2 separate regions of the Mus musculus genome follow, and region 2 is linked to region 1. Evidence: chromatin loops called from intact Hi-C (ENCODE). Cell type or tissue: left cerebral cortex. All regions are shown on one strand. Each heading gives the region's core, and the rest is flanking DNA. Links, peaks and the distances in the headings are about the cores only.

The links. A loop is a pair of places that touch in the nucleus more often than their neighbours do. Peaks named below come from ENCODE experiments on the same cell type or tissue, not always from the same donor. Only the 100,000 strongest peaks of a DNase experiment are listed, where the experiment ranks them.
Region 2: a loop joins it to region 1, with 2.1 times the contacts of the local background. A loop is called at or near these places in 3 of 42 quality-filtered maps.

The regions. Positions count from the first base shown.
Region 1 is chr17:69,147,540-69,163,559 of GRCm38, reverse strand. Epb41l3 (erythrocyte membrane protein band 4.1 like 3) reads right to left here and starts at 4,204. Exons shown (of 23, transcript NM_001355734.1): 1 at 3,519-4,204. In left cerebral cortex, for the core only: a CTCF peak has its summit at 12,053 (motif pointing left); DNase peaks (open chromatin) are centred at 6,402, 6,827, 8,328, 12,056 and 1 more place; H3K4me3 peaks cover 1,738 bases; H3K27ac peaks cover 1,247 bases.
Region 2 is chr17:69,198,350-69,214,369 of GRCm38, reverse strand. Epb41l3 (erythrocyte membrane protein band 4.1 like 3) reads right to left here. Exons shown (of 23, transcript NM_001355734.1): 2 at 6,294-6,511; 3 at 3,987-4,184. The coding sequence starts at 6,500. Among named protein-coding and RNA genes, the nearest start is that of Epb41l3, 47 kb to the right of the region's middle. In left cerebral cortex, for the core only: no CTCF peak of the experiment used is centred there; DNase peaks (open chromatin) are centred at 4,223, 6,096 and 8,597.

The DNA.
Region 1 (16,020 bases), core at 5,315-13,314:
GAAATGAAGATGTTTTCACTGGAAGGATAAATAGAAAGGAAGATTTTTCTCATTTTTTGTGTATCTCATTTCTGTCTCTAATGACCCAGAAGTAATATTTAATCTTGAAATACACACACACACACACACACACACACACACACACACACTTGGAGTTAATTGCCAAAATGTCAATCCGTTAGAAGGAAAATTGTTACTCTCAATTTCTGAAAAAAAAAAAGTAAAAGGATTAGTTCAATAAGAAAAACCATCTGTTTCTAGATCCTTGGTCTTGTGGTTCATCCTAGGTGGATCGCCAGATGAAGGCTTCTTCTCTACTCAAACGCTTCTAGCGGCTCCTCACTGCACGGCAAATCCAAAACCTTCCACAATCACTCACAGATTCGCCTCTCCCTGCTACTCCCTGGTATGAAGGGTAAATCTCACTCATCTTAGGCTCCTTGCTTCTTGACTTTCTTTACAATGCCTGATCTCAACCAAAGCCAAACTGTCCACCAGGGTGAAAATGCAAAGTCAGAAAGAGGAGACAAAGGGCACAGCCTTCCTGCAAAGCAGCACATCTAAGAAGGGCAGTTACCTCACACACACACACACACACACACACACACACACACACACACACACACACACAAACATAACCACTCAACAATATAAGGTGTTACAAATGCACAGGCTAGGGCTGCTGAGATGGTTCTGCATTGAAAGCATTGAAGGCTCTTCCAGAGGACCAGGGTTCAATTCTCAGTACCTATGTGGCAGCTCACACCATCCTGTTCCAGGGGATCCCACACCCTCTCTGGCTTCCTTTGGCACACAGATATATATGCAGGCGAAACGCCATACACATTAAAATAAATAAATGAATGCAGAAAAATGTTTATATGTTGCCTATGGTTCAGATCTGAAATAGTCCCCAAAGGCTCCTTCTTGAAGCACTGGTCCCCAGGCTGGGCATGACTGGAACCTTGAAGAGTAGGGCCTAACTTGGGTGAATTGGGCTTGGGGGAGGGTCCTTTGGGGGGTGATATTAGGATCCATTCTCTTTTCGTTCCTTTTACTTCCTATGGACATGAGGAATTTACACCATCAGCCCTCCCAGTCATGATGTGCTGCCCGACAGTAGGTCCAAAGGCCAAAAGCCAGGGACAGAATCCTCTAAAACCCAGGGTTAAAATAAACACTTCCTCTTTTTTAAGCCGACTCTCTCAGGTATTTGTTACACTGACAGAACCTTGCCATAGTTCATAAGAATGGCAAACCATATTCACATAGACTATGACATCAGGTATGAGACAGCATTAAGTCGTACAGCAGTCCTACAACTGAACTATGACTTGTGCACTGGTTTAAAAAAAAAAACTCTGGGACTTCTCTAAGTATTCAATGCATAAAGCAAACATTAGCAAAATAAAATCATCTAGGTACTTATAAAGTCACTTATACCCAGACTCGACATCTCATGACTGCACAGTCAACCCCTGCCTACACTTTCTGCACGCTACTGCCCGTGTGTCACCAGGAGCACCACATGCATGCATACATGCCTGCATGCTCCAGTGCATTCTTCAGGAGGTCTGTAAAAGCAGCTGGCAGCCAGTCTAAGCTATGCGTTAGAGGAAACACAACTGACACACTGTACAATAAAACCCAACGCTTGAGACTGGGGTGGGGGGGGAACTGGGTGAGGCTTTATGTGATGAGATTGGAACTTGAATTAGAGAAACTACTACTTGAGAATACAGACAATGTATATACATACAGAAATAATGTCTATGTACATCTTGTATATATGCATTATATACATACACATTGCATATGTGCATAGGAATAATATATGTGCATGTCTTGTTTTACACACAAACACACACACACACACACACACACACACACACACTTTTCCTCCGTTTTCATCACAGGCAGGACCAGTACCATCTCCCAGCATTGAGACACTTCAGCTTTTGCCCTGCTTCCATCTGCTAGCGTCCCTCTGAATGAGCATCCCCCTACACGGATTCTCCCAGAGTTGGTGGGAAAAGAAACAGAATACCCACAGTCCTCCCCTTGACGTCACCATCATCCTCCGTGCTGAACACCTCTCAAGCGTGCTCTTCTCCGATACAGCAAACCTGCTGGGACCTGCACAGTTTAAGCTACAGCCAGGGATCAAGGTGGATATGCAGAGGACCTTTCTATTAAAAATAACAGCTGCAGATATGACCAGGTACTTCGGTCTTGCGCCCAATAGTGATGCTTTTCAAGCACTTCGTCATAAGTAATATGTCATAATTGTTTCTTATTTGGTTGCATACATACCGAATGCATCAGGAGTTAGAACTGTTTGTTTCAGGGATAAAAACCCAGGAAGAATAAATCCTAACCCATACCATGCACTCGATCTAGTATGATTGGAGGAAAAACAATAATCACAGGGAAAAATTTAAACAATGCATTTGTTTTCTAGGCTTAACACAAGACTACCTCCATGTGTGTGTGTGTGTGTGTGTGTGTGTGTGTGTGTGCATATGCTTATGTTGAGTGCACATATGTGTGGTTTGTAAGAAAGTCTGTAAGAACAATGTATCAAAATGTCAGCTATCTTAAAATTAAGTTGTCAGCCTTTCTTCCATACTGCAAATTACAAAAGAATTAGGGGTTGGGAGCTAATAGAAGCTTCCAGTCCTGCAGTGTGCAATTTAACCAATCATCGCAAGGTCTAAAACCACAGTACCGAAGACATTTCACCAGTGATCTGCAGGCCTAGCACCTAATTTAGACTTCTCTACCTCCACTGTTCTCAAGTCCTTTTCTTCTCTCTGCTTCAGGAACGTGTCCTGGAATAGCCGAACCTTTGAGTAGGAACCACCCCGACTTCCTACAGTGCTACCTCATCAAGGTGAAATCATGGCAGTCATCTTTGCAAAGACCCAGACAGAAGACACCCGAGACTGATGCGTGGCTCTTCCCTCTGCCCTGATGAGATCACACTAAGTTCATAAAAAGCAGCTAATATACTTTATAGGCTATGAGGTACGTAGAGTATAGGAGCACTCGGGACCTGAGCGTCCTCTGACCCCCTGTTAGATGCTAATTTGGACCAGACATGTCTCCACACTAGAATTCTCCAAGGATTAAAATGTCAAATTACAAAATAATATCAGCAAATAAAGCAAAGTTAGAATGGAAACTAATTACCCACAGATCATGGCAGATAGCTCCTACACCTGTGACACCTCTAGCTTTTCTATTTTTCCCCAGTTGTGAACAGCAAGCACATTGCGTCAAACCACAAAACAGCATTGCCAACTCAGAAAGTATAAAAGATACGAGATATTTTAAAGATGGCACTAATAACCTAAAAATGAAAAAAATTTACGCATGATATTGCAATAGTACAATAGTGCAAACAGGATCAACTACAGGCTTAATAAATTTAAAAGCCTGACTTGCTGAACCCCACAGTATTTTCTTATGGGACAGAAATATTCGAAGATTTTTACCACTTCACATCCATACGATACCTTGTTGTGCTGTTCACGGTGAAAGCCTCATGAAAGGCTTCTGCAGGCTTCGATGGGACTCCAATGCTTCTGCCTGCCCCACCCTGTTTTCCTCTGAGCCATAGTGATGTCATAGCCCCAGCCCAGCAATGATGTCACTGTCCGGGCCCTGTTTCTGGGGACATAATCCTTTATAGCCAGGACAAATGCAATAGCAGTGGAGCCCTTCAAAGGGCCCTGAGTGTCTGATGAATTCCCATCAAATGAGCAACTAGTGGTGAGCCTTCTGAAAGGACGGGGTGCTGAAGGTGAACTTGATTCGTGGCTCTCAGTGGGGAGTTTATACTCCATCATAAAGCTCACACTCAGAGGGGAGTGGAATTCAGAAAAGACTGTGAGGACAGAATTATGAAGGACAACCAGAGTACTCTACTTAAGAAAATTCTCTTCGCTATACTTGAATTCTCACCCGAAAGGAAAGATTTCCCAGGCTACTCTTGGAGTCAACTTTCACTGCCATGGAAATCGCCGATTCCCACCTATCCATTGTAGAATTCCCCTCAGTGTATGGGAATGCCAGGGTGGGAGGACAGGAGTGAGTGGGTAGGTGGGGGAGCACCCTCATAGAGGCAGGGGTCCAAGGTAGGGGATAGGGGGCTCCCTAAGGGGAGACCTGGAAAGGGGCAACCATTTGAAATGTAAATAAAGAAAATATCCAATCCAAAAAAAAAAAAAAAAAAAAAAAAAGATGGCTGTGCATCCTACAAGCGAAGAAAGCACTGATGAGCCAATCCCTCCACACTAGCCTGAAAGGACAGCATCAACAGCTCTCTGAGGTCACAGGTTGTCACCTCACTCCTACCTCAGTGCACCCTTAGTGGCTTGGCCATTGGACTTAGAAACCTTATCATTTATTTGTGATTACTTTATGTGCATTGTTGTTTTGCCTGCATGCGTGTCTCAGTGAAGATGTTGGGTCCTCTGGAACTGGAGGAATGGATGGTTGTGAACTGCCATGTGAGTGCTGGGAATCAAACCAGAGTCTTCTAAAGAGCAGTCAATGCTCTTAAGCACTGAGTCATCTCTTCCAACCCTGCCTTTGGATTTTTAAAAAAGCAACACACACACACACCCCAGATCCAGTCAGAGAAGTAAACCTGAATCTTGTATTTCCACAGAAATCAAAGTTGGCCTTGGTCCAAGGACCCAACGGGGATTGGCGAACGCACTCTCTAAACCATATTTATGCCTAAGGAAATTCTCTAAAAAATTAGATGTAAGTATGTCATTGGGACAATGGCCTTTGCCCCCTAGCTCTACAATCCTCGGCCTAAAGGTGTTTACAAGCGACAGAGGCCACTCTTCTGGTTTCCGATCAAACCTCTCGAAACACATGCTCTGTTTTTGCAAGAACTTGCTGTGCGCGAGATCAGTTCATGCAGTGGCTTGTGCTTCTAATTATCTAGCTTTTTTTCTAGACCATTGGAATAATCATAGTGTAAATAATTCAATACTCACAGCCTTCAGCTTATTCCATCGGGGTTTTGGAAACTAACAAAGGAGAGGCATGCTTCTTCAATTTGGAAATTATTTCCTCTCACGATAACTTTGTTACTCCAAACAAAGGTTTAAAAAGTTGATGCCACAATGACCATGCAATTCAAAGACAGCGGTAAAAGCACTGAGCAGAGTCAATAAGGATCATCAAATCCCTCCTCCTCCTCCTCCTCCTCCTCCTCCTCCTCCTCCTCCTCCTCCTCCTCCTCCTCCTCCTCCTCCTCCTCCTCCGCAGGTTCACTCCTTCAAAGCCCCACTTAACTCTAACGGTGCTGCATTCATGGCCTCCGGATATACGTGGAGTTCCATCATTTTTGATTCATGGGGGCTTTAAAAGGCAGTGTAAGGCGCAAAAAAGAAATTTCTTTTGATCGCCGGATTTGATGAGTCCTTTACTTGGTTAAGTTATGCTACCAAGAGTAACCCCCAGAACATCCGACCGCCCCACAGATCCCCAAACGGGCCCCTGAAAACCCCAGCCAAGGATGTCTGCAAAAGCAATTCCATAAAGTAATGTAAAAAAGCTGAAACGCCAACTTAAACACGTAATGGAAGCATTGCGTTATTAGCAGGATTGCCTGGCCCTCTCAGGACTGCCCAGCCTCCATGCTTAATTAATACCACATGTTCCCTTTATCATTCGATTTGTTCTGTAGCACTCTTCCCAACTTGAACCCTGGTCTGCAAAGACGGGAAGGTAAATCGCCCCCCCCCCCCGACCCCCAAGAAAACTTCAGATCAGTACATCTAAAAGGAGAAAGAAAGCAAGAATGTTCCCACCAGAAGGACCACACTTACAATCTGCGAGGTAACCACACCCACCGCATTGCAGAAGCTGTGAACTTGGCACCGGGTGCAGGGGGTAGGGGGAAGGGGAAGAGTAGGGCGCGATTAGAGAGAGAACCCGAAAAAGCAAGCCCTCCCCCCACCCCCGGGTGCAGGAGCCTGGGTGCACCAGCCGCAACTAGCAGGGACCGGAGTCCTGCGGTCCCCAGCCTCCCTACCCCGACCCCTCCAGGCGACCCGCAGTCCCGAGGGCGCCAGGTGAGCCGCGCCCGGCCGAGTGCTCGGCTCTGCAGGCCGGGGCGCGTTCCCGCCCGGCGCAGGGAGCCGTCCCAGGGGCGCGCGGCCGGCAGGTGCCCAGGCCCGGGGCAACCTGGCTGGCCAGTAGCCGGCCCGAGGTCGCCGGCCACTCGAGGGAGAGGCAAGTTACGTAAAAGCGGCCCGCCTCGCCGTGGAGCCAGGATGCTCCGAGACCCGCCGCGCCCGCCCGGGGCACGGACGCAGCGGCAGCCGCAGCCTCGGGGACGCACAACCCCTCCCGCGCACAGCCCCCGGCCTGGCGCCGCAGTGTTTTTCCCCCCAAGCCCCGCACGCTCGGAACATGGCGTCCCAACCCGGGGTTCCGCGCCGATGGCTGGAGAGGGGCGCAGGGCCCGATCGCCCCCAGGGGCCGGAGCTCGGAGAGAGGCCCCCAGGGCGGAGGCCGAGGTCGGCGGGCGCAGCGCAGCGCACCGGGGCCCCCCAAGCCCCGCGCGTCTTGGAAGCGAGTCCCCCTCGGAGCCCTTCGGCCCGCCAAGGGCAGAAAAAGTTACCTGGGGGCGGCGGGAAGGCCGGGCGCGCCGCGGCGTGGGGACCGGGCTGGCGCTGGCGTCCTGCTCGGCGGTGCGCAGGAGACTCCGCGCGGGAGGAAGCCGCAGCCCAGGGCTCCCCCGCCCCCCTTTGCAGGAGGCACGGAGGCTCCGCGGAGCTGCGGCGGGGCCCACGCCCAGACTCCGAGCGAGGGGGGCCAACCTCGTCCTGGCTTCCCTCCCGCGCGGGGGAGGGGGCCGCTGCAGTTCTTCAGGACACCTAGGTTGAGCAGTCCTCTAGAACCTAGCTCTGGGGGACCGCGACCGAGTCAGCTGCTGAGAGCAGTAGCCTTTGGATTTACACTTGGATTATTGCAGGGCCTCTGGGTCCCCTCCTCTCCCTTTAGAGATCCCCGTGGGGAGTGTGGCTCCTCTCTCTCTCTCTCTCTCTCTCTTTCTCTCTCTCTCCCTCTCTCTCTCTCTCTCTCTCTCTCTCTCTTTTCTTTTGACCTTCTGGTGAGTTCTCTATTGCCTTGGGGACTGCAGTATCTCCCCCTCTCCCTACCCCCAATCCTCCCGTTTTGAAATTGGAAGTGTGTTAACAGAGGTTCAGGACTCCAGATTTAAGTTCACAGTGAAGACCGGAGTTAATTAGAATGATAACTAGTTTTTGTGTCTGTCTGCAGCTCCCTCTTTCCTGGGAGCTACAAAGCTTAAGCTGGGGGGGGGGGGGGGGCGGGGAGAGAGAGAGAGAGAGAGATCCTGACTTGATTAGTTCTCTGGCCATCTCACACTCTCTGGGGCTCAAGACACTCTGGCATATTTCTTTAAGGCTTCTAAGGCCTTTCTCAAATCACCTAGTCACTGGCCTGAAGCTGAAACTCATTAAAGGAGGGAAAGAGATTAACAAACGATTGAATTTACTAATGGATGGCACAGATAAGATGTAAAATAAATGTCCCCAGCAGGGATGAGTGGTGGCTTACACTGAGCAGGCCTGAGGAGATGGGGAGGCTTGGCCAGGGAATCTAGAGTATCTACAATGTCAGTAGGAAAGGGAGGGGACATCCAGTTGCCTTGGCTGGAGAGGAGGGGGCTTTGATACCTCCTATGAGAGAGAAGGTTAGGAAATTATGTTACTGGTCTGCTATGGAGTTTAGGGACTGTGTTTTCTAGATGTGCAGCTCTGGAAATTAAAATTTTGAATGGAATAGTGGGGGGGGGGGGGGAATCTATGGCACTGCATAGACTGTAGAGTAGATAGGCAGATTCCAGGCTGCAGAGAGGAGGGGCCTATGGTCCAGACCCAGGAGCCAAAGGTAAAAAAGACCTAGAGTTCTTTACATCTAACAACATGTAAGGGTTCAAATATCTAATATGCATGAGGGCCACTTGTTAGTTTTGAGACATGTGTACCTGTCATACGGGCACATCTGTGGCTCTGTTTCATAAATCCATGAATGGAGGCAGTGTGTGTGTGTGTGTGTGTGTGTGCACGTGTGCACGTGTGCACGTGCATGCACCTTCAACGAAGGTCCCTTCCTTGAAAATGGACGAGAACAAACCATATCATTTACAACAAACACAAACTCAGCAATATCCTTTGAGACCCAGATGGCTCCGAGCCTTTCATTCATTTTGATGCAATGTTTTTGCGATTTAAAAAAAAAAAAAAAAAAGTTGAACGCAGCCTGTTCTCTCCATGACTCATGAATCCTCGTGGATAAATCAGGGGTGGCATGTGGGTGACTACTCTCCAGGGAGGAGGGAAAAACAGTAGAATGCTAAGTATTCTGTTTGAAAAGTTAGGAATGCCTAGCTAATTATCCTAACAATCTGCAAGTTCAAGGACTGCATTAAGAGCTACAGAGGTAGCTCAATTGGTAGAGAACTTGCCTAGAAGGCAGGACACCCCAGGATCGATCCCCAGCACTGTACACACTTCACCAGGCAGTATATGCTGGGTCCCTAATCTCAGCACCCAGCTGGGGTCAGGCAGGAAGAGCATAATTCAAGTCTTCCTCAGCTACATGGCAAATTTTAGGCTGGCTTGTCTCAAGTCATCTCATCCTTACCAAGTTGAAATGGGAAGCTGGGTAGCAGTTGCTCTAACTTCCTTTGGGCACAACCAAGACTATCAGCTACTACTTTTGTGTATCTAACACAGATACGGAACGAAAAGAAATGCCAAAACAGGCAACTCACGAGCAGATCATTGCTCTCTTAGTACTTAACTCGCGTGTGCTCAACTGAACACTCTGCCCTGCCTTAATACTATCTTGCAGGAGCCCTTGGTAGTCATCTCTGTCTTCCCACAGTGCCTCACAGAGGACATTGCAAGTCAGAACCCATTTTTTTCTAAATGAATGAATAGATGCCAAATATTGGCCTATGCTACCTCTTTACATCTAGGATTCAGACACCTTATGTAGGAAAACATCAGGGTGTTTTCCAAACTCCTTAAGCTTCCATATTCTAGGATTCTATGAAGTTCAAAAGGCACCATGGACTCGGTGAGGAGCTAGCTGCTAAGTGCTTGCTTTTGAAAGATCCTGGCAGAATGTAAAAGGACACAGAAGCCCTGAAATTGGCAAGATAGACGTCAGTGTTAGCAGAAATAGCTTCACTGATTTAGAAAAATAGAGGTGCGCAATGCTCTGGCCACTCCTCAAACCTGTGTGTCTGCCAATGTTCTGACCAGGTGTGTGCCCATTGCTGCACCCTCATTAGACTCTTTCTTTGTACCCCTCCCATACCCATTTCTTGAGAATAGACATTGTTTAGATCTGGAAATCCCCTACTCTCCCCCTTCTCCTTTCCCCCCTGAGGGCCTATAAAAACTGGGACCTCTTTCCCCTCGAGGTCGACTCCTCTACCCCATGTGTGGGATATGAGTCGTCCCCAGAGCTCTGGCTTTCCCCGAATAAAGCCTCATGTGGTTTGCAACAAGCTTGGTCTATCGTGAGTTCTTGGGTGTCCGCTATTGTCCTGAGGCCTGAGCGAGGGGCTCCTCTTGGAGTCTTTCACTTTGTAAGCATGGGGACCGCAGTTTGATCACTCAAAACCCACATAAGAGATCCAGTCGTGGCGCCATATTCTGGTACTATCAGCACTTTGAAGATAGAGACAGGACTTGAAGGAGAAACAGCTAGAATCATGGGTGACTTCCAGGCCTATCAAAGACTCTTATCTCACAAAGCAAGGTAGAGCAGGCATATAAGGAACAACACTCAAAGTTGACCTCTGGTCTCCACAGGCACACACACATGCACAAGCACACATCCACCTACAAATAACATATCATACCTAATACCGACCAAGTAAGAGTAATATATTAATAGCCCATCTAACAATCACTGGACAATAAAATGTCCAATCCTTCCATATAGAAAGGAGAGGGAGAAATAGTAGACAATAAAAGTTTGAGTAAAAAATGATACTATCAATCACAGCTGGATCAACCACAGCTGGATTTGCTTGAATTCTTCACAAATCCCTTTCACTACTGCAGATGAAGCAGCTCAGACCTCAGGGTAGCCCTCACTTTTCTAACGCAGAAACTGCTTCTCCAACAAGTTACAGAATAGTGGTTTTGTTAAGTCTATTTCTGACTGAGATGTACAGCAACGCTCCCAACTAAAAGCCTTTCACATTGTCTCAGAGCTGGTGGCCATTTTACAGGAGAATTCGGGTTTGTATTTCATGGGATGTTCTGCAAATGTGGATGTCTACAAAATGCAGGGAAAGGTTCCGTCTCGGCAGCCCAGGTCTCAGGATACCCATCCCGTTCTCCTCCTATACAGTCAGGCTTGCTCTATAACATGTTATTTTTATGCTTCCTATAATTGCTTTACTGCACATAATATGTATCACTGAAGGCCAACAACCAGGCAGGAATTCAATCCATGGTGTAGGAATGCAGCTTATCTCAGATACAAAATGAAGAGGCAGGGTTCCCCACAAAACTCTGTCCACATGCAAGCAGCAGTATAAGGCCGATTCCTTGGTACTCACAGCCCTCCACCACCTGAACAACAGTGATTGCTCCCACTTGATACCCAAGTTAAAGCAAACAGAATTTTCAGGTTGCCTTGGCAGCAACATTTGTCAGCTTCATGAACAAGATAGCAGAAAACATGATGGGAATCTGACTGTTGACCCTGTCTGCAGGTCTTTCAGACATGAAGAGGAAGGAAGACTGGAGTTGGAGCAAACCCCAGACGTGCTGCTTCGTTAGGCAAACACACCATTTGTTCTCAGTTGTTCAATTTAAGCTGCAGGCTTAGTAACATGTTAACGGCCTTTGAAGAGACCAGTCGAGGCCTGCTTTGCCTTCATAGGAATGCCGGGCACCTGAATCGCATATCAAATCCTTGAAATCAGGGCACAGGTCTTTAGTCACAGCATTACCGGAGACCGTGAATAAGCAATCCAAGGGTGAATGCATAATTCAAAAGCAACAAGCACCTCCTTCTGAAATGGGAATTCATTTAAGAGTTCCTAGTGTCTAAATATTCAGAATAACGCTAAGCTTGTAGCTCATTAATGCTTCCAGATGCTGGCTCCATCGTGATTGTGTGCATTGATCAGTGTGGAGACGGGATAGATGCGTAACACAGATGGAAGGCATGATTCTAAAACCACCAACATCTACAAATGCAACACAAAGTGTACCAAAAAAAATGTGAGCATTTGCAAAGGAGCAAGCTTTGATAGGCTAATACAGCATTAACTGTAGAATTCCGTACTTGTCTCCTTTCCTCCATACTTACAGAAGCTGAAAGTTGGGTCAGTACACCTAGTGTTTCACTTGATTAAAACACACCCTTATAATTTGATTTCTCTGAATGTTAGAGCTAGGTCTCAGTCCTTTTAAATAAAGTAACTTCTAACAATACAATGGTAAGAGTTATTTTAACACCTAGTTCTTTTGTAGAACTGAAATACTCAATAATTTTATTCCTCTCTTAGATCATAAGAATCCTTTGTGAGTGTTTTCTATTTGAGGGTCTGGTATATAGTATAAAGAATGAAACTGTAAAATGTAAGAGATGGGAGTTAGAAATGTGCAATTTAATTCCATTTCCAAATAAAATAAATACACGCAGAATGTTTTACTCCTGGGAATTCTCTATTTAGGAAATATTAAGAATGGAAGATGGTAATATGTGTTTACTGAATTCAACTCCCATACAGATGACTTGCATCAAACTGTTCTGAGAGGCTTAAGGTTTTTAATCATTTTTTTCTACCCTTGCCACAAAGACACAATAACAACACCAGCAAGCCTCCACAACTCTCATGAAGTTGTCAATGCTCCTCATCACCAATTCTATTTCTTTCAGTGGCCATCAATAGTTAATGGAGGATTGAGGAGCAAGAGGCATCCAGCAGCTGGCCTGCTGACTTGCCAGCCACCTTTGGGTTTACATTGCCCTCTTTAGGCAAGCCTGCAACGGTGGCTTAAAAGAGAGTCAGCTTTGTGTCTTAATTGGTTCCTGATGTCCTGGACTTTCTCCCCGTCCCCTGCTCACTGCCTGTTCTTGTCCGGTATGGGCCCACCCTGAAAATGTGATTTCATTATAACACACCACTTCTAGAATGCTCTCAGAATCAATGAAAATGATGTACAGGATTTCTGTGTCATACTTGACATCAATTTTCGGGGCATTTCAAAACAACCTGGTTGCTTCTGCCCTCATCAAGATGTATCAGGGATGCATCTGAATATTGAAGACTTGTTTCCAGATGGTAGAGATTGGGAAGAATATCAGAGTTTCCCAAACTCAGTTGTGCACAAACCACTTTCTGATCTGTTTGTGTCTCAGGACCAAACATAATCACAGCATTTATGTGAGACCACCTTGAGTCTGACATATGACTAATAATGAAATGTTTTTGGGTAGCAGCCCAGACTATGCAAATCAGATGTTGGGTAACAGTTCACTTGAGTGATTATAAATCACTTAATCTTGACAACCACTGATGTGGATGGCCAGAGAAATGTCCATGGGGGTCCCCATAGGTGACTGATGTTTCACAGAAACATAAAAGAGCACAAAGTGTAAGAACTTTGCATACTCATATGAACTCACACACACACACACACACACACTATCTGGACTGGAACACCCTCATTAAGACCCAAAGATGAGCTATGCCTACAGCACACACACACACACACACACACACACACACACACACACACGACACACATACATACCACATACATACACACACACTATACATACATACACACACACATACCACATCCATACACACACACTATACATACACACACACACACACACACACACACACACACACACACATGGACACACCCCACATACATACATACATACATACATACATACACCACATACACACATGCACACACACATACACACCACATATACACACAAAGACACACAATCTGGAGTGAAAGAGCCTCATTAAGACCCAGAGATGAGCTATGCCCACAGCATCCACACTACTCAGTCAGTTCACATTTTCCAGAAGAGCTATTGCTTGGATCTTGTCCTTGGATGCATCAGCCTGCAACAGCAGTTCATTAGCAGTAAGTACAGCAATAAATAACAATGAGAGATTGTTCTGTTCCCAGCCCCAGCAATAATTGCATTAGAAGGCCATTTATTGAAGATTGCAATAATGGTACATCGCTCACCTTAATTTCCAAGCACAGGAAACATCTTTACAGAATTACCAAGAGGTGCCACATTGAGACGGGCAATCAAGGACTCGTTTCTGGCAATTTGGGATAAGTCTGGCATTTGACTGACTGAAACCCGAGAGATAGATTTACCTAGAGTAATACTATACATACACACACACACACACACACACACATACCACATCCATACACACACACTATACATACACACACACTATACATACATACACACACACACACACACACACACACACATATGTTGGGTTGATGTACCCAAAGAGGCATTTCTCATGCTAACCAGTGACGAAGTTAGGTAAACTGATGAGAGGTTACAACTTTCTCTCCAAAAACGTAGCACACAGAATTTTCATGAAACAATGCTTTCAAATCAACATGATAATGGTTTTTCTCTATGAACCTTGTGTTTATACATCAGTTTAAAGCACTCTTTGGTTTTATGAAAGGACCCATAAGCATTAGAAATCAAGGTCTAATTTTATACCTCTATGTGTTAAGACATAGTGTGCGGTGCCAGTAATGTTCTCCTTGTTCAGGCCACATCAAAGAATTAAGATTTGGCTCAGTAAGTGAGGATGAATCATGGTTGCAACGTGATCAGGGGCTGATCCTGCGGCTGTGGCATTTAAGGATACACCAGCCACTACCTGTTAATGCTCTAAGGGACTCCTCTGGCTACAGGGTATTTGGGCAAGAACATCCATAAAACGTTATCCAATACAGAGATGAATGTGTTCTTCAAGAGTCTGTCACCCAGGAATGGGGCTTCTCGTGCATTCTCACGCTATCTGCAACAGTGACTTGGAGTCCGAGTTATTGGCGATACCTGTACACGTTATTTGGTGAAAACCCTGCAAGCTTTGCCTATTATAGGTGGAGATACATGTGACATTGTGGTGGTGTTCTCCTCTAGGGGTCTAAAGACATCCCCCTTCCTCTTCATTGAGAAGGACCTCTCAGACCCTCCAACCAATCTGATTTGCTCAACTTACTGTTGCTCAGAGCCAGGCTTTACCAAGTCAACTTAGGTGGCAGGATGTGATAGTGTTTAAAGTCAAGGCATAAATACTCAGAATGGAAAACCTGAAAGTTTGTTTTTTTTTTTTTTAACTGGATCCTTCCGAGGCATCACAATGTTGGTTCCTAAAGTGTATGATTGTTAAGCTTCAAGGAGCATATATGTACACATTACATTCTTATGAGTACCATTATAGTTGATAGGCAGAATACTAGATAATGTTAGGATCTATAGGCTTCAGATTTTGACTTTTCTCAACATCATCATCCCTTAAAACCTCCTTACATTTTCTGTTTAATTAGATTAGAGCAGTGCTTCTGAACTGTGTATCCACAGAAGAGTCCTGTGAGAAACTTCCTGTAGCAGCTGAAGTAAATTATTGTGGCTGGAGGATGAGCATAAGTGGTATATGGGAACATTCTCCCTATGTGGTACACACTTGGAATGTATTACAAAAGTTTCAATTAGGAGAAATTTAATACAATGTGGACATGTCATGAATAATCTTAAGTGTCAACTCCACTGGGCTTACATTGACCAAGGAAACACACACCTCTGTCTAGGACTCTAAAGTTATTTCTAAGTAGTCTTGACTGGAGAGAGAAGACCCACTCAGTGTGGGTGCCACCAACCCAGGAGCTGGTGTCCCAGACTCTAGAGAAAGGACAACATAGCTGAACAGTCTCTCCGTTCCACAACTGCGGATACAATGTATCCACCTGTGTGGTGCCGTGCCTTCCCTGCCATGATGGACTGTACCTTCAAGAAACCAAAGTAAGTCTTCCTTCCCTGAGCAGCTGTTGTTAGATACTGTGTCACTGCAGTGATAAAGGGAACTGACTGGGTCTCACCAGGCAGCTTTACTGGTCCTTTGTCGGTGCTTCAGGTTTTTGGTAACAGTGAAGAAATGCTCACTCCTACAGGTATTCAGTGTGTTTGCTTACTGAATGGAGAGAGGGAGGGAGTGATGGGTGAGTGGGTGGGTGGGTGGGTGGGTGGATGGATGGATGGATGGATGGATGAATGAGGCAAGATTATAAAATATGGCACTCTGAGAGTGGTGACTCTAAGAATGGAAAGAATATAATTGTGGCGGTGTGATGCCCAGGACTGAGATGAGACACTGACGATTCAAAAGGGAGAAACTAAATACAATGGTAACTGTTGATGTATGATACAAGTGTGTGCAGAGCTATATGGGACACATAGGAAACATCTATTTAGCTGTAGGAGAAACATATGATACACACTGAAACCAGAGTAAGAATTGAGCCCAATATAAGCTATCGTTCCTGTAAATTTAACTGTGGTGAAATTTAATTTACACATTAGACAAAGTAAGAGATGGGCAATAACAAAATTAAAGTATAAGAATACAGTGTAATAAAAATGCAAATGGAGCCTGTTCACCTCTCTCTCTCTCTCTCTCTCTCTCTCTCTCTCTCTCTCTCTCTCTCTCAATAGCTTACTACCCTCTAGTAATCCTTTTCCTATTAACTAGGGGTAACCTAAGCCTTACAAGAGAAGCTGAGGGTAGACAGGGCTACTATACATTGCTTCCAGCCAATCATCCTTAGAAGTACCCCAGCCTTGCTCCATAGATAACCCAGGTGCTACCTGCCGGGTCCTTCACTACACACCCAGAGATGAGCAGATCTTATATACTGA
Region 2 (16,020 bases), core at 3,931-11,930, 52 kb before region 1:
TCACTTGGACAAAATAACAGCCTACAGGGTGGGAAAAGATCCTTATTAATTATACATCAGATAATGATTCCCATGCTCCTTTCAGATAGAGGGCTAGTGTCTAAACTATTTAAAGATCTAAAAATAAAAACAACACAAAAATTCTAAATCTAAACATCAAGAAAGCAAATAGCTTATAAAATCCCCAAAATGTAAAAGGCTATCAAGATGACACTCAAATAGCTCATTGAATATGAAGTAGAGCCGATGCCCGATTAGAGGCTTTATATATACTGGTGTTCATAGGACTGGAAGAGACTCTGCATGAGAGTCTACCAGAGAGAGGAAAAAGGAAGTCACTAACACAGCTACAAATCCTGTAGCCTTCAACAGTGAGCTCCTGCAGGATATACTGGTATAATACTGGCACAGACATTATACGGATTACCAACCACTTGTTGACTAGATTTAAAGCCCACTTCATGGAACGGAGCCCATACCTGATACTGCTAAAGAGCCAAGAACCTGAGACTGGATAGGCCATGGGCCTATGGGAAAACCTAAAACTGTTGTTGTGATAAAAGAACATAGCAAAAAAAAAAAAAATGACTCCCAATGGTATACAGTTAATACCATAGACTGGTGTCTCATTAAGCTATCATCAGAGCTTTTGCAGAGATGGGAACTAATGCCGACAGTTGGACAATGCACAGAGCGTGAGAGACACTGGAGTACTTGGACCCAAATGGGATGTCTTCATCAAATCCTTTACTGTAAGGCTCAGGAATCTCTGGGGAGAGGGGATCAGAAATTCTAAGAGCCAGAGGTAATCAATGATTTCAAGGAAACAGTATCTTTTGGCCTCAGCAGGATAGATGCACATATGAATTCACAGGGACTATGGCAGCATGCACAGGGCCTGCAATGGTTCAAACTAGATGTGGTCTCAGCATTGGGAAGGAGAGGCAGACAGGAGGTCCCAGCACTAGCCAAGAAATTATCTGCAACTGATACCTGCTATCAAAGAAAAAAAAAAGGTATGTTTTCTATCCAGTTGTTTCTTACTAGGTATAACAATGGCATTTCAGAGTAGATGGTATGGCTTAGAGTAGTCGGTTAACAGAAAACAAACTCCAGGATATTTTTGTAGACTTTTTGTCTCAGTTTGCTTTGTTAGGGCATTTTTGTCTTCTCAGTCTTTTTTTTTTAATTTTTATTTGTGTGTGTGTGTGTTTTAAATTTTGTATGTGTTTTGTTTGTTTTTGTTTGGGAAGAAGGAGAGAGGGGAGAGGAAGATGGGGGAGGGAGGAGGAGAGAGAGAAAACATAAAGTTAGGTGAGAGGTGGAATATCTGGGAAGAGCAAAGGGGAAAGCATTATAAAAATATATTATAAGAAAAATAATTTTGTTTAAAATGTATGCTTAGAATTGTTTTCAGTTTACTATGCCATGAAAGATGAACTTTGAAATGTCACTCAAAATGATCACAGTGATATTAAAGGGACAATAAATTATCAAGTTAATTATCAAATAAGAATTCTATACTCAAAGTCATGTCATCTATAAGAGAGCGAAGGCACTGGGTATATATTAAATTGGCACAAGGATAAATGTTATCTTTCATCCTATAGTGGTTTGAATATGCTTGGCCCAGCAGTGGCACTATTTGGAGGTGTGGCCTTGTTGGATTAGGTGTGACTTTGTTGGAGTAGGTGTGTCATTGTGGGCATGGGCTTTAAGATCTTCATCCTAATTGCCTGGAAGCCAGTCTTCTAACAGCCTTCAGATGAAGATGTAGAACTCTCAGCTCCTCTTGCCCCATGCCTGCCTGGACACTGCCATGCTCCTGCTTTAATGATAATGGACTGAACCTCTGAACCTGTAAGCCAGCCTCAATTAAATTTTGTCCTTATAAAAGTTGCCTTGTGAGACTATGCCGGGGCCTAGCAAACACAGAAGTGGATGCTCACAGTCAGCTAATGGATGGATCACAGGGCTCCCAATGGAGGAGCTAGAGAAAGTACCCAAGGAGCTAAAGGGATCTGCAACCCTATAGGTGGAACAACATTCTGAACTAACCAGTACCCCGGAGCTCTTGACTCTAGCTGCATATGTATCAAAAGAAAAGAGAGGCCCATTGGACACGCAAACTTTATATGCCCCAGTACAGGGGAACGCCAGGGCCAAAAAGGGGAAGTGGGTGGGTAGGGGAGTGGGGGTGGGTGGGTATGGGGGACTTTTGGTATAGCATTGGAAATGTAAATGAGCTAAATACCTAATAAAAAATGGAAAAAAAAAGTTGCCTTGTTCATGGTGTCTGTTCACAGCAGTAAAACCCTAAGATACATTCTGAAGGCGATAATGTCGAAACATGAAATTTTCTCCATCTAGAATCTTCCATAGAAAACTGACAACAATGACCAGAGGATTATAAAGCAACCCATTCATTCTCTTATATAACTGCAATCAAAGCTAAGGGAAAAGTGCCTTTGCATGGCCAATTTTTCCATGACACGGACCCTCACAGTTCAAGTCTAGTCTCTCATGAGACTGTAGAGGGCCTCCAAACTACACAGTGAAAAACATCTACAGATTGACCCATTCGAGGCCCCTCACAATTAACGTCTAAGGCAACAACTATACACATTGACTGTAAAGAAACTATTCAAAATCAGAGATAGCAAAATATAAAAAAATAGATCTGTGCTCAGTAGAATTTTGGGTACCTGATAGGCACTGCACCAGCCCACTCACTAACTTCTATATGACTAAATTCTATATACATTTGCATATGACAAAGTAACTTTACTTAATGTAAGGATCTAACTTTCTATGTTCCTGCAATCTGAAATAACTTATCAATCCATCTTTTATTTTCATCAAGATGATACTAACTCTGAAATGAATTTAAATGTTCTGTTGCAAAAAAAGAAAATGCACTACATCAAATATAATTAAAATGATAAAAGGGTTATAAGCTGAAAAGGGATGGGAGGGAGCTGGAGAGAGGGCTCTGTGGTTAACAGTTCTTCCAGAAGACCCAAGTCAAGTTTCCATTCCTGGGGCTCACAGGTACCCAGAACTCCCCAGCCTCAGCTCCAAAGGACCTGACTCCCCCTTCTGGTCTCTGAAGGTAGTGCATCCATGTGTATATACACCTACACAGACAAATAAAAGTATACACAACTTTAAAAATAAAATAAATGGGCTGGAGAAATGGCTCAGTGGTTGAGAGCACCAACTGCTCTTCCAGAGGTCCTGAGTTCAATTCTCAGCAACCACATGGTGGCTCACAGCCATCTGTCATGGGATCTGATGCCCTCTTCTGGTGTGTCTGAAGAGAGCAACAGTGTGCTCATATGAATAAAAGAAATTTTTAAAATATTTAAATAAAATAAAATAAACATTTTGGAAAGGAGAGAGGAGGAGGGGATGGGACCGATGAATGCGAAATGAGAGAACCCACAGACAACAAAGAAGGCTATTATAGTTTACATGGGGGCTCAAAGTTTACCACATGTGATTTTTTGTCTTTCTTAAAAAAAAAAAAAAAAAAAGAAAGAAAAAGAAAGAAAAGAAATTGCTTAGAAAGAAAAGGACATGGTCATTTTCAGTCATCCAACTTCTACTACCCGAAGAAGTGACTGGGGATGTCTGGGCCCTAAGTGATGACAAGAGGAATGGTAAAGTTGATCGAAATGTTCATAGCCAGATTATTAGAGCAAAGTGCACATTGCCTCTTGGCCTTTTGGCTAAGATCAAGTGTAGAGCAAAGCGTACTTTAACGTGGAAAGGCCAAGAAATCATCTGGTTCTAGGTTTAGAAACACTATCACATTTTACTTTCGACAACAACATTTTGGGACATCGCAAGCTCTCAGTAATTTAATCACCCATCAGAGCTGAACAATTCCGTCTTTTGGGTCCAGATGAGCGAGTTCCCAGGGTTCTGGGAACCATCACCTTGCACGTTTGGTAGCAGTTCCCTGCTTCTAGGTGCACACTTACGTCCACATCGCAGCCGTACTCTGACCCATCCAGAAGCGTCACTTTGCACTGCATGCTTTTAGGCCTTTTCACGATCTTCAGCGGGGACCGTGAGAGTTTGCTGCTGGATGATCTCTGAGAGAGCTTATCGTCCTCAAACTGCTGATATTCAAGCTGTTTCGCAGCTGCAGCAGCAAAGTCCCGGTCTTTGTCACCGATCTGTGAACAGCAACAATGAGCACCTTTCATAACAGACAGGAAATGGATGCTGAGCTGCTCAGACGGTGGCGGCGTGTAGCTTCAGAGAAACGGGCTGAGTGGCCACTTCCCAGGGGATGTGAACTGTCTCAACTATGATGCTACAAGTTGAGGCTCAGATTCAAATACCCCTAAAGCTCAGGTACACATATATAACCCTGCCCACTTAAGTGTACCACTGGGCCCTTTTCTTAGCTGATCCAAGACTTATTAGAGAAGAGAATTTGCCAGTTCTACCATGATCTCACCAAATGAAGAAGTAAATCCACTCCTCCTGCTTAAAAGGCAAAGAAGAGGTGGGTGTTCATTGGGTAGGTGTCTTAGTCAGGGTTTCTATTCCTGCACAAACATCATGACCAGGAAGCAAGTTGGGGAGGAAAGGGTTTATTCAGCTTACACTTTCCACATTGCTGTTCATCACCAAGGAAGTCAGGACTGGAACTCAAGCAGGTCAGGAAGCAGGAGCTGATGCAGAGGCCATGGAGGGATGTTACTTACTGGTTTGCTTCCCCTGGCTTGCTCAGCCTGCTCTCTTATAGAACCAAGACTACCAGCACAGAGATGGCATCACCCACAAGGGGACCTCCCCCCTTGATCACTAATTGAGAAAGTGCCTTACAGCTGGATCTCATGGAGGCATTTCCCCAACTGAAACCCCTTTCTTTGTGATAACTCCATTCTGTGTCAAATTGACACACAAAACTAGCCAGTACAGCAGGGAAAGGTCTCAGTCGCAACTTGGATTTCCTTTTGCACTCTGTTTTCAGAATTCATTGGATGCTTCTATATTCCCTGGCCTGCTAGAACCACACCCCCCATACACTTACAAGATATCTTATAAACGTTAAGGCTTAGAGGGTTGCGAGTGTTAACCTCGTCAGTAATTTTCCCACTGCTGAAATGTTGGGTTCTGCTCTGAATTGGTTCAGCGAAGTCAGCAGTGTCAAAGCTCAACACAAAGCAATCCCCTAGGCCCGTCTCGCTTCCCGGTAATGAGCTGGCGTGTGTGAGCCTCTCTCATCTGCTTCTGAGTCTCTCTACCTCTCTTCTAGGCCAGCCTCACAACTGCAGAGAAACGTCTTGTGGAACATGAGAGTCTCCTTCAAGTCAGCTCCCCGGCATCCCTGAGCACACGGCTCCCCAGCTGTTTCTGCATCCCTCTGTTATCCGACTGCGATGACGGTGGTGTGCAAATCTGATGCAGGGCTGGGTTGGGAGGAGTCTGCAGTGATGCCCTCCCTGCCTTGGAAGCCAGTGTCCAATGGCGTAAGAATGAGTTAGAACACTGTGAGTTCCAGAGCGTTCACGCACAGGCTAATTCCGTGTCCACTCACTACACATTTTCTAACATTTCCAAGTATGCAACCGCTTCAGAAGGCTGGGGTGGGTTAAGCCTTGGGCTCTGGATCCCTCTACGACTGCAAGCTAGTGCTCTAACACGTGCTGATTCCAGGTGTGAAGTTCAAGGCTACAGTGGTTCATCCGAATCACCTTCATCTCTTATTCTTTTAAGTGTTTGTGCTTTTGTTTGTTTGTTTGTTTGTTTTTAAATTTGGTAACAGTGGGGGTAGCACCAAGCTTCCACAGGCTAAATGTCTACCCTATGTGTGAGCTCCATGTCACAAGGGCATCAATACACGTTCATACCACGTGTAAGGAGCAGCAGTGAGCCTACAGATGTGTATAAGGGTGGGGGAGCCCTGCCAAAACAGCTTTTAAAAGTAGACGATGTGTTTGGGTCAGAATAATAGCTGGAAAAATTAAATTTGTCCTCACACTTTACAGCTTAAAATATGAAAGCAGCCAGAGAGAGGCATAGTTAGAGCTGCCAGCCTGCTGTCTGACTGTCCTATAAACCCAGATCTAGGCAAACTCTCTCTAGCAGGAGTTCAGTTGGATGTTAACTGTTTTAATCACAGGCAGGAGGGATGAGTCCAGGCAGAGGAACGCTGCTCATTGGAAGCCTTGAGCAGCACCACTGTTCTCTCCCGGGTGAGAAGCAGGTGACACCAAGCGTCACAGCTCAGCCGGGTTCCCTGATTGGCCTTCCCCAGAGACCCTCAGGCTCACCTCCCTCTTCACTGGGGTGCTGTGTGCAGCGGCTTCAGGGAACTGCTCTAGGGCCGGCTGCTGCTTCTCTCCGTTGAGGCTGCCGTTTCCACCTGCAGGCTCTGGTCCAGGCTGTGCCCCTGCTTGCCCCTGAGGCCCTGCTGCCTCCTGGGGCTCAGCCTCCTGGTCTGGCTTCGATTCTGAGTCTGATCCTGATTCGGTCGTCATGGTTGATTGTTCTGCAAGCAGAAAACAAGGCAAGGGCTGGTCACTAGGTGCAATTACCTCCCAGAAGGACCAGTCTGAAAGGGATGAAAAGGAAGCACAGCCAAGCACAGTCAGTCAGTCCTACATCACACGCTGGAGCGGCTCTGTGCAGAGGTACCCAGAAAACCAGACAACGGTGCTCACAGCAGCTCAAAATGGTCATGGAACACTGCGAAGTCACCTGGGAGCAGGAAGCCTCAATTAAGACAATGACTCCATAACATCAGGCTATAGGCAAGCCTGTAAGGCATTTTCTTAATCAGTAATTGAAGCGCTCGGGGTGGGGGGGTGAGGGGGTGGGGGGCAGCCCATGGTGTGTGGGGTCACCTCTGGGCTGGAGGTCTTATAAGAAAGCTTGCTGTGTGAGCCACAAGCAAGTCAGAAGGCAGCACCCTCCATGGCCTCTGCATCAGCTCCTGCCTCCAGGTTCCTGCCCCGACTTCCTTCAGTGATGAAGTATGAGGTGGAAGTGTAAGCCAAATAAACCCTTTCCTCCCCAACTTGTTTTTGGTCACAGTATTTCATCACAGCAATCGTAACCCTGACTAGGACAAACACACACTGAAAACTAATCTGTAATGATCCACAGTGTCTCTTCATGATAGATTGTGGCCAAAATAAAATAAAATAAAATTACATTGCATTACATTACACTAACTGGGACAGCAGATGAGGAGAGAATGTCTGCTGAATTCGCATATTTTTCTAATACCTGGGAAGGATGATCAGTAAGATAATGTATTCCACTGGCTTCCCGACCCTACACCAAGGATTCTCTCATCCTGGAATCTGTGGATTCTTCTCAAAACAACAAATGTCTTTCCTACTTGTTTTCGGCTAATTTCGCTGTCTCCTTTTTGATTAAAATATACAAATATACAGGGACCTACACATCTGCCGCGTCCCTCCCTGCATGTATCCCCGCAGCATCTGTTCCGTGGTGGGGAGGCAGCCTGTATTCCCCTCTCCCTTGGTTCCTTGCCTTTCCTGGGTCCCCAATACTGCCTGTGAGCCCTGGAAAATGACTGTATCATATCTCATGTGAAATCTCATGTTGCTACACCCTAACAACACATCTTGGGGCACAGAGCTATCTCCTAATGGATTGCTAGGGCACCCTAGAATTCTGTGCCTCAGTTTCTACATATGCCAGATGAGAAGGCTGAGCATGTTCAAACCTAAAACAACAGATTTCCTCAGGCACTTCTGTCTCTTGCTTGCAGATATGCCTAATGTTGTAGAAGGTTGTCTACATGCAGGTGAGGGCAGGCACAAGATAAGCTGAGAGCCTGTGATTGGACAGTGGAAAAGGAGGGCGGGCTGAGAATTTTAGAGCTGAGTACAGAGAGTACAGAGAGACAGAGAAGAAGGGAAGGAGAGGAAGAGATAAGATGGAGCCTATAAAAGAGGAAGAGAAGCCAGAACCACACAGCCCTGGGAGCCATAAGTGTTGGTTATTTCTTAGCTAGGTGATTAAATAATAAGTGGGGTGCATTTGCCCCATCTAGGGGTGGAGCTTGTGTTTATAGCAATTGAGTTTTGAGTTCATTGTGTGGGCATTTTGTGGGTTGAAAATTTACTAATATAAATCTGACTGATAAATCTCAAGCCTCTAGAGTTTTGATTTTACTAGGATGCAATCCGCGCTAGAGAACTTCGAGATGGGCTAGAGAACTTCGAGATGGGCGGTCTCTGCATGGGGCTAGCTAGCCATGGAGGTGGTGAGTCTGCCAGAGCCAGAGAGTAGCCAGTGCAAACATGGGATGGTGTCTTTATATATTTCATGCAACGCAATGTCTTAAAGCATATTCTTGCTGAATGCAGTAAGAGATGCTATGCAAGCACACCCGACATTTTGTGTAATTTGTATCTGTATGGTAAATACTCTGGAGACAATGTAACTTTTACAATTTCTTTCCACAATTCTAATTCCCCTTGTAAGGAAGAAAATATCCCTAGCAAAGGGCTAGTGCAATTCCTTAAGTATATGACAGATGTACTGCTATGATATGGGATTATGCAACTTTGACTCATACATATGCAGCACGCCCATCATTTAGTAATTTAACTATCTCCATAAAGGGACATTGCCAACACCAATCATTGCTTTATGTACGCTCTTTATGCAGGGTTCCTTCTCTCAGTCACCAGCTATTCCTTCTGTTGAAGAAGACATATCAACTTGGCATGTGCTGAGCTACCCTAAGCAATGTAAATATCAAACTCAGAATAAGACTGTGAGCTAACCTTCCCCTCACCCGGCCATCACATTTTAAAAGCTGTTTAAACACATCTTGAAAGCAAATATTACCTTTTCTTGGTCTGCTTAGTCCTGGAAGCCAGCTTAAGTACCAAGAAATTGTGTGAGTGTATGTGTGGGGAGGTGGGGGAGGGTGAACATGGTGGAATTCAGGCTTGGGAAGTCGAGAGGTCATTTTAGTTGTCATTTCATCTGACTACAGACACTGAGGGCCAAATACAAAACAGTGAGTGTGGTTTTACAACAATTACAACACAGCACACCTCCTTCTAGTCCCTGGTGTTACCTAGCACCAGGTAAGGTAACATCCATTTCCTCCCGCAGGTCTTAGCTCAACTACCATTCCTCCTCTAGCTTTAGTAGGTGACGATCGGATCAAGTTTGAACATCAAGACAACTGAAAATATGTATTAGACACCATGGCTGGGCCAAGAACCTATGGCTAGATAAGTCATGGGCTATATGGAGAACCTAATATTACCATTTTATTAAATGAGCATAGTAATAAACAGACTCCTAATAATTTATCCTTATACCTATAGATCTACATCTACATACTTCATCAGTGAGGCTTTTTTTTAAAAGTAGATAGTGATGAACACACTGATCTATATCCAGTCAAGGGGGAATAAAAATCAGAATTCAGAATGCTCAGCCCTAAATGGAATGTCTACTTCCCACATTCTCCTCACAGGGCTCACCGAGGAAGAAGGGGAAGAAAGATGCTAAGAGGCAGAAGTGGTGAGCCCACACAAGAGTATTCTCTATACACAACAGGGAACAAGTTGCACATACGAACTTACAGCAGTCAGGACAGTACACACAGAACCTGTGCAAACTCAAGCCACACAGACAAAACCCATGAGGAGTCAGGAGGAGAGAGCTAAGTCCCACCCATAAGTGGGGAGCCATTGGCAACTTGAAAGGGGTGTGTTTTTTGAGGGTGTGGTTCCCAGTAGGTTAGCCACACTCCAAGGGATGGCGCCACACACAAGTATATGCGTAGCATAAGATACAATGTTGGGTGGGTGGGAAAGGGGATCTTGGAGGAACTGGTAAGGATGCCTGGATACATTGTGTCACGTCCTCAAAAAACAAACATATTTGAAAACAGAATTCAATGCCTAAATTATCTTTACACAAACCATTTGACCCGGGCTTCCATCTTGACTGGAAAATAGTAACAAATTACATGGTCTCCTTAGACCCAAAAGGACATGAGAGCCTCCCCGGTTTCTGATTATTCTGAGACACTACTGTGTCTTCCTTGTTTGCATCTTAGCATACACACCTGCACCCCTGTAGCTACCACCTTGTTTCCATCTTCTAGGCTTTCTCTTTTCTGTGCCACCTCCCATACGAGCTGCCGACTTCACTTTGGCAGCCATCATAGCCAACCATCAGCTCAGGCCTGGTCCTCACCTGAATCCTCGGCAGCTCTGACTGAGTAAGATGCCCTTGTTATTGACTGTTCTTCTATACCCCAACGCATGTTGGTCTTGGGGTTTGGGACACACCCTTCACTCTCTTCCTGCCTTGGTTCCTCTTCTAAGCTGCAGGCTGCTCCTCCAGCCCAGTCCTATATCCAGTCCAATCAGGGAACTCTATTCCATACCTTCTTGCCTCTTCACATTTTCTCTAAGTATACAGCATGCTTTCCTGTACAGGAAAGTGCTTCCATGTTCCCATCTCCAGCTCAGATCTCTGCTCAGTGCTGGGTGCTGGGACCATGCCACCCACGGCCAGCACCCAGGAAACCTTTCCTGATGTATCTGACGCAGCTTCTCCCCATCCCCCTTCTCTCCCTTGCCTCAAAGATGGCAATGTCCTTTTCTTCAAGTCAGAATCCCAGAAACCTGTTATTTCCCTCATCTTATTTATCTAATACAAAAAAAAAATGGTCCTATTTCTGGAATGCATCAGAGAACTGGTTCCCTGCCACTACCTGAGCCCCGTTATTTTTCTATTTTTTTTTAAACCTCCAATTGATCTTCCCAGACCCATTGCTGCTTGACTGTTTAATCTTCATAAAACATAGACCTGATCGATGACTCACTGTGGGAACCCTTTAACCCCTTCCCAGTGCATGCGAGTGAAATCTAAATTCCTAGCTGCTACAGCCTTAACATAGATGTCCAGGACCCAACTCCCTGCCCGGTGGCCACTGTCTACTCTCTCCCACACAGAAAGGGCTCTCTTTAAGTGTCTAAATCATTTCAGTCTTCTGCATCAAGGCTTTGGGGACAAGAAGACTTGGTTTTTCTCACTCTTAAGTAGTTAAGAGTGTTGACAGAGAACCCCTCTCTGGTCACACAGACGTTCTGTGTCTTAAGAGTTTTCTCCCTATCACTACCCAATTTTGTAGTAATTCTCTGCTCTCTAGAAATTCCACCTGTATATTTCAGAGTGAAAACCATGCATACTTATGTCCCAATGTCCTCAGCCCCAAGATACAAGCAAGAATATATTACTGCCAAAATTATTTGCAAATCCAACCAACTTCTTTTATTCTTAGCTATACATACTTAAAGGCAAAAGAGTTTAATCTTTGGGGAAGTCTCTCAAGGGTTTATACAGATTTTTTTTTTTTGTTTTTGTTTTATGGTTTAGTAAAGAGAAGTCACTTCAGTTTCTGAACTGAAGAACCTGAGAAGAAAAGAATTACATAAAGAATAAAAATTACAGATACACATCTGGGAAATCTGAGAAAAGAAACCTTTGTGTTTCCCGCTCTGAAGTGAGAAGCATGAGGCTATATTCAGCACCCACTGGGAAGGCACGGGGAGGCCACTGGACTCTGCGCTGTGATGCTTTCACTAGCAGAATGAAAACCTTCTCACGGAATTAAAGGGAAAGGTTCAGCGATCTCACAGAATCCCCATAAACCAGAAACAAAACACCAGTCCCTAAGTCCCGAGTACAGGAAACCATAAATGACTATGAGAAAGGCGTGCTATAAATGAAGCTCTATTTTCCTATACCAAGATAGTTCTTACATATAAATCATGCTCATATTACCAGAATAATTTGGGGTATCATTAAGGCCTTTTTATTATGTTTTATGAATATCATATTCAGGTTTTTTTGTCATGTTGTTATGGGTGGTTGAACAAAAGGCAGTTATAACTGAATAATTGGGTGTCAAAATTGTTACTAAGGACAGGCAAGATGACTTAGTAGGTAAGGGCACTTGTTGATTGACAGGCAAGATGGCCCAGCAGGTAAGGGCACTTGTTGGCAAGCCTACATGGCCCGAGTTCAACTTCCAAAACTCACATGGTGGAAGGATGGAACTGACTCCTCAGAGTTATCATCTGACCTCTACACGTGTGCTACAGCATGTACACACACACACATGCACACACATGTACACTACACTCATATATACACTACATGTAATAGAAAATTTAAGGCAGATAAATATGAACAACTAAAAGTCTAGAACCTCACTCCAAGGCAGGAATGTTTCTATCTGTTTCTCCTTACAATCTTTTTCGATACAGTCCATGGGAATGTCATGGGAATGCCAGCACCTTAAGTGTCATGTATGATGCGTTTTAGTTTTGTGCAATGCATTGTACCTCTCATGGTCTTGATGGTTTCTGGGTTCTTCTCCTACCTTTTCAACATGAGAGCATTTAAAAAAATACATATTTATTTATGTATATAAATACACAGTAATAGCTGTCTTCAGACACTCCAGAAGAGGGTACTAGATCCCACTGCAGATGGTTGTGAGCCACCATGTGGTTGCTGGGATTTGAACTCAGGGACCTCTGGAAGAGAAGTCAGTGCTCTTAACCTCTGAGCCATCTCTCCATCCCCAACACCATAGCATTTTAAGAAGAGAACTTAGACAGTAGAAATCTCTCGTATCCATGGGGCGTAAACATAGTTAAAAAGCTACCAAATATGGAGAGTGAAGCTACAGCACCGTGAGTCGCTTGCTGTGCAAGGAAGTACATTCCTTGAGTCAAAACCCCGGCCACCGTGTAAAAGGTCAGCTGTGGTGAGACATATTGTCCCCTTGCTGGGTGGACAGGGATAGGCAGGTTCCCAGAGCTCACATGCCAGCCAGCCTAGCTCAGTCAGTGAGTCCCAGGTTCACCGAGAGATCCTGTTTTGGAAATAAAGACGAAAGTGACAGAGGGAGACACCTACAGTTGACCTCTGACCGCTACATACATGCATACCCTACGCCACATGCGCACATATGCATACGTGTGCATACAATGCACAAACACAGAAACTCTTAACTGTGCATCCAAACAGGAGCCTTTCCAAATACAACACCGGCCTCTAGACTCGCTCGACACGAAACGTAAGAGGGAAACTTAAGGAAATAGTCCAGTGTTAATGCCTATGTTGTAATTCTAGTTATGAATCTAGTTCTTGCTTTGCCTTTCGTTCTAAGACTCATCTCTAGGGCAGCGAGCCAGAATGCTGGCCAGTCTTCATGTTGACACCACATAGCCTAGAGCCATTTAGAAAGAAGGAACCTCAAATGAGAAAAAGCCCCCACAAGACAGGCCTGTGGGCAATCCTGCGGCACACTTTTTGTTTAATGATTAATATAGGATTGACCAGCTCACAATGAGTGGCACAGCCTTGGACAGGTGGTCCTGGGTTCTATAAGAAAGCAGGCTGACCAAGCCATGAGGAGCAAGCCAATAAGCAGCACCCTCCATGGCCTCTGCATCAGCTCCTGCCTCTGTGGGCTCCTGCCCTGTTTGAGTTCCTGCTCTGACTTCCTTTGGTGATGAGCTAGGATGTGGATGTGTAAGCCGAAATAAACCCTTTTCCCTTCAAGCTGCTTTTGGACATGGTGTTTTCTCACAGTACTAGAAACAGGGAGTAAAGTGCAAAATGCATAGAGTTCAACAGCCACCTACAAGCTATTTAAATAAAAAAATAACCATCTTTTTTTTTAACCTAGGAATATCCCCCATCTTATCTATCATATACTACAGTAATCACAGAACTTCATACCTCAAAATAAACGTGTATGGTGCTGTCAAACCTTCCTTAGGCATGTTACTGCTTCCAGCCCTATACAGAGTGAATGAACACCTCGGCTGGAATTTAATGACCTTTTATAAAATAGAACTTTCAAGGGTATGAGGAACAGTCAGAGTAACAAACCTTTAAAAATGTAATACTTAATGCTGGACTCTCACCAGAATCGATATCCAATTCCACCTATATAAAAGGACATAAATTCATCTCTCTCTCTCTCTCTCTCTCTCTCTCTCTCTCTCTCTCTCACACACACACACACACACACACACACACACACACACACATACACACACACACATTGAACCCACCTCATGGCCTAGATTTGTAAACTCAGTTCCCTTCCCTTCCCTACCAATATGCCAATATACACAAGAAACAAATGACATTATAAACAGCAACCAGAGCCAATCAACTAAAGACACTACTAATTTTGATTTTCACGGTTACTGTTGGTCTGGCTTTTTCTTCTGCTCCCCACATCTTGCTTCCCGGGTGGGAACTTACAGTATCACTTCCCCCTTCAGTAGACCCAAGTCTGCATCAGGTCCATGACTGAGGAGCACTATTTGCCAGTGGCGTGCTGAAAACTGGTGGTGTGCTGGAACGAAGAGTGTGGTGGAACCCACACCTTTCCACTAGACACCGCCGGTATGCTTTTTAACAAATCACCCAGTATCAAACACACCACCACCAACAACAACCACATCAAAACAAAAAGGAAACCTGAAATCACATGGGAAACCAAAACAATGCAGTCTCAGTCTCACACCGTACCCCTTTTAAGGAAGCCCCACCTCTACCATCCAGGATGCCTTCGTCTCTGCTTTTTCTCACCGCCAGGGATCTGGGAAGAATCTTACCACGCGACCACCGCTTCTTCCTCTTTGCTTTACACACTCCATGTTACCCTAGAAAACTTACAAAGGTTCCCAGTGACCTTCCAGAAGACAATAACTCCTAGGTGACACTGACCCTCCAATGTCCTGTGCATGTAACGCGGTGGTCTTTCCTTCTCTCTTTCCTGCTTTGTCTGTTTCCAGCTCCTCTTCCTAACATCATTTCCAAGCCAAGCAGAAATCTGTCTCGCACCTCCCTTTCTTGGAAAGCTTATCCGCTTTGAACTCAAATACAAAGACAATTCCAAAATACACATCCCTTCATGTGTGGCCTCTCCCTGGATCTCAGGCTCATCTGGACAGCTGTGCTCCTTCCCGCTCTACCTAGCTATCTCAGGGGAACCTGAGACCAGCCATTTCTGCATCCAGACCTTTGACTGCCTCTATCCAACAGGTATCTCTGCCACCATTCAGTCCCCAATCTGTTACATCTCTATTATACTCACTTCAACAAATGGCCTCCACTGGGTTCACAACACTCCCTTCCTCCTTACCCAGAACTTTAATGCAGGTCACACATTGCCTATTGAGCTTTGTTTAAAGAAGTGACAGAGGGCAGACAGGAAGGAGTTAAAGGCAGAGACTGCCAGTCAGGTAAAGGCAGATGAAGATCACAGGTCCTTGTGTGAGGCCAGAGTCTGCTGTGGGCGGGACAAGAGGTGAATGGGGGCAACTGTGTAGCAAGGGAGGAGGGAGCTAAGAAGCAAGGGCAGCTGTGTAAAGCTTTCTGTTCTTATCCCAAGACTTCACTTGTCCCTGACAACACTGTGGCAGCCATGAGGACCAACAGATCAAAGGGACCAGCTGGAGTCTGCCACACTTCAGTGCAAAAGCAGACCAAATGGTGTGATGGGCAGCAGCGGGCAAGTTACTCCTCAAACTGCACAGAAGCCACACACGGGGCTGCTCATCACCTATCTCCACAAATGATAACAGTTGACAGTGGACATACTGCCTATTGCTAACAGCAGGGACAATCCCGACACACCCATCCACAAGTACATACTCGCACACACAAGCGCGAAACCACACACACACACACACACACACACACACACACACACACACACACACATTACATATAAGTCATATACACCAATATCTCAACTCGAAGAGCCCTGACTGACATATAAAGATCACGCAAGAGGTTGAGAGATGGAGTTTTTATGAAGAAGCTCGAAGTCAAAAGTCACCACAACTATGGCTGCTGCAAACTTTTGGAAGACGAATGCTAACACCTCCCAACAGGGAGACGATTTTATAGCCATGTTATGCCTGCAAGTTGGTGTTGTAAGCCGAGAAGTTA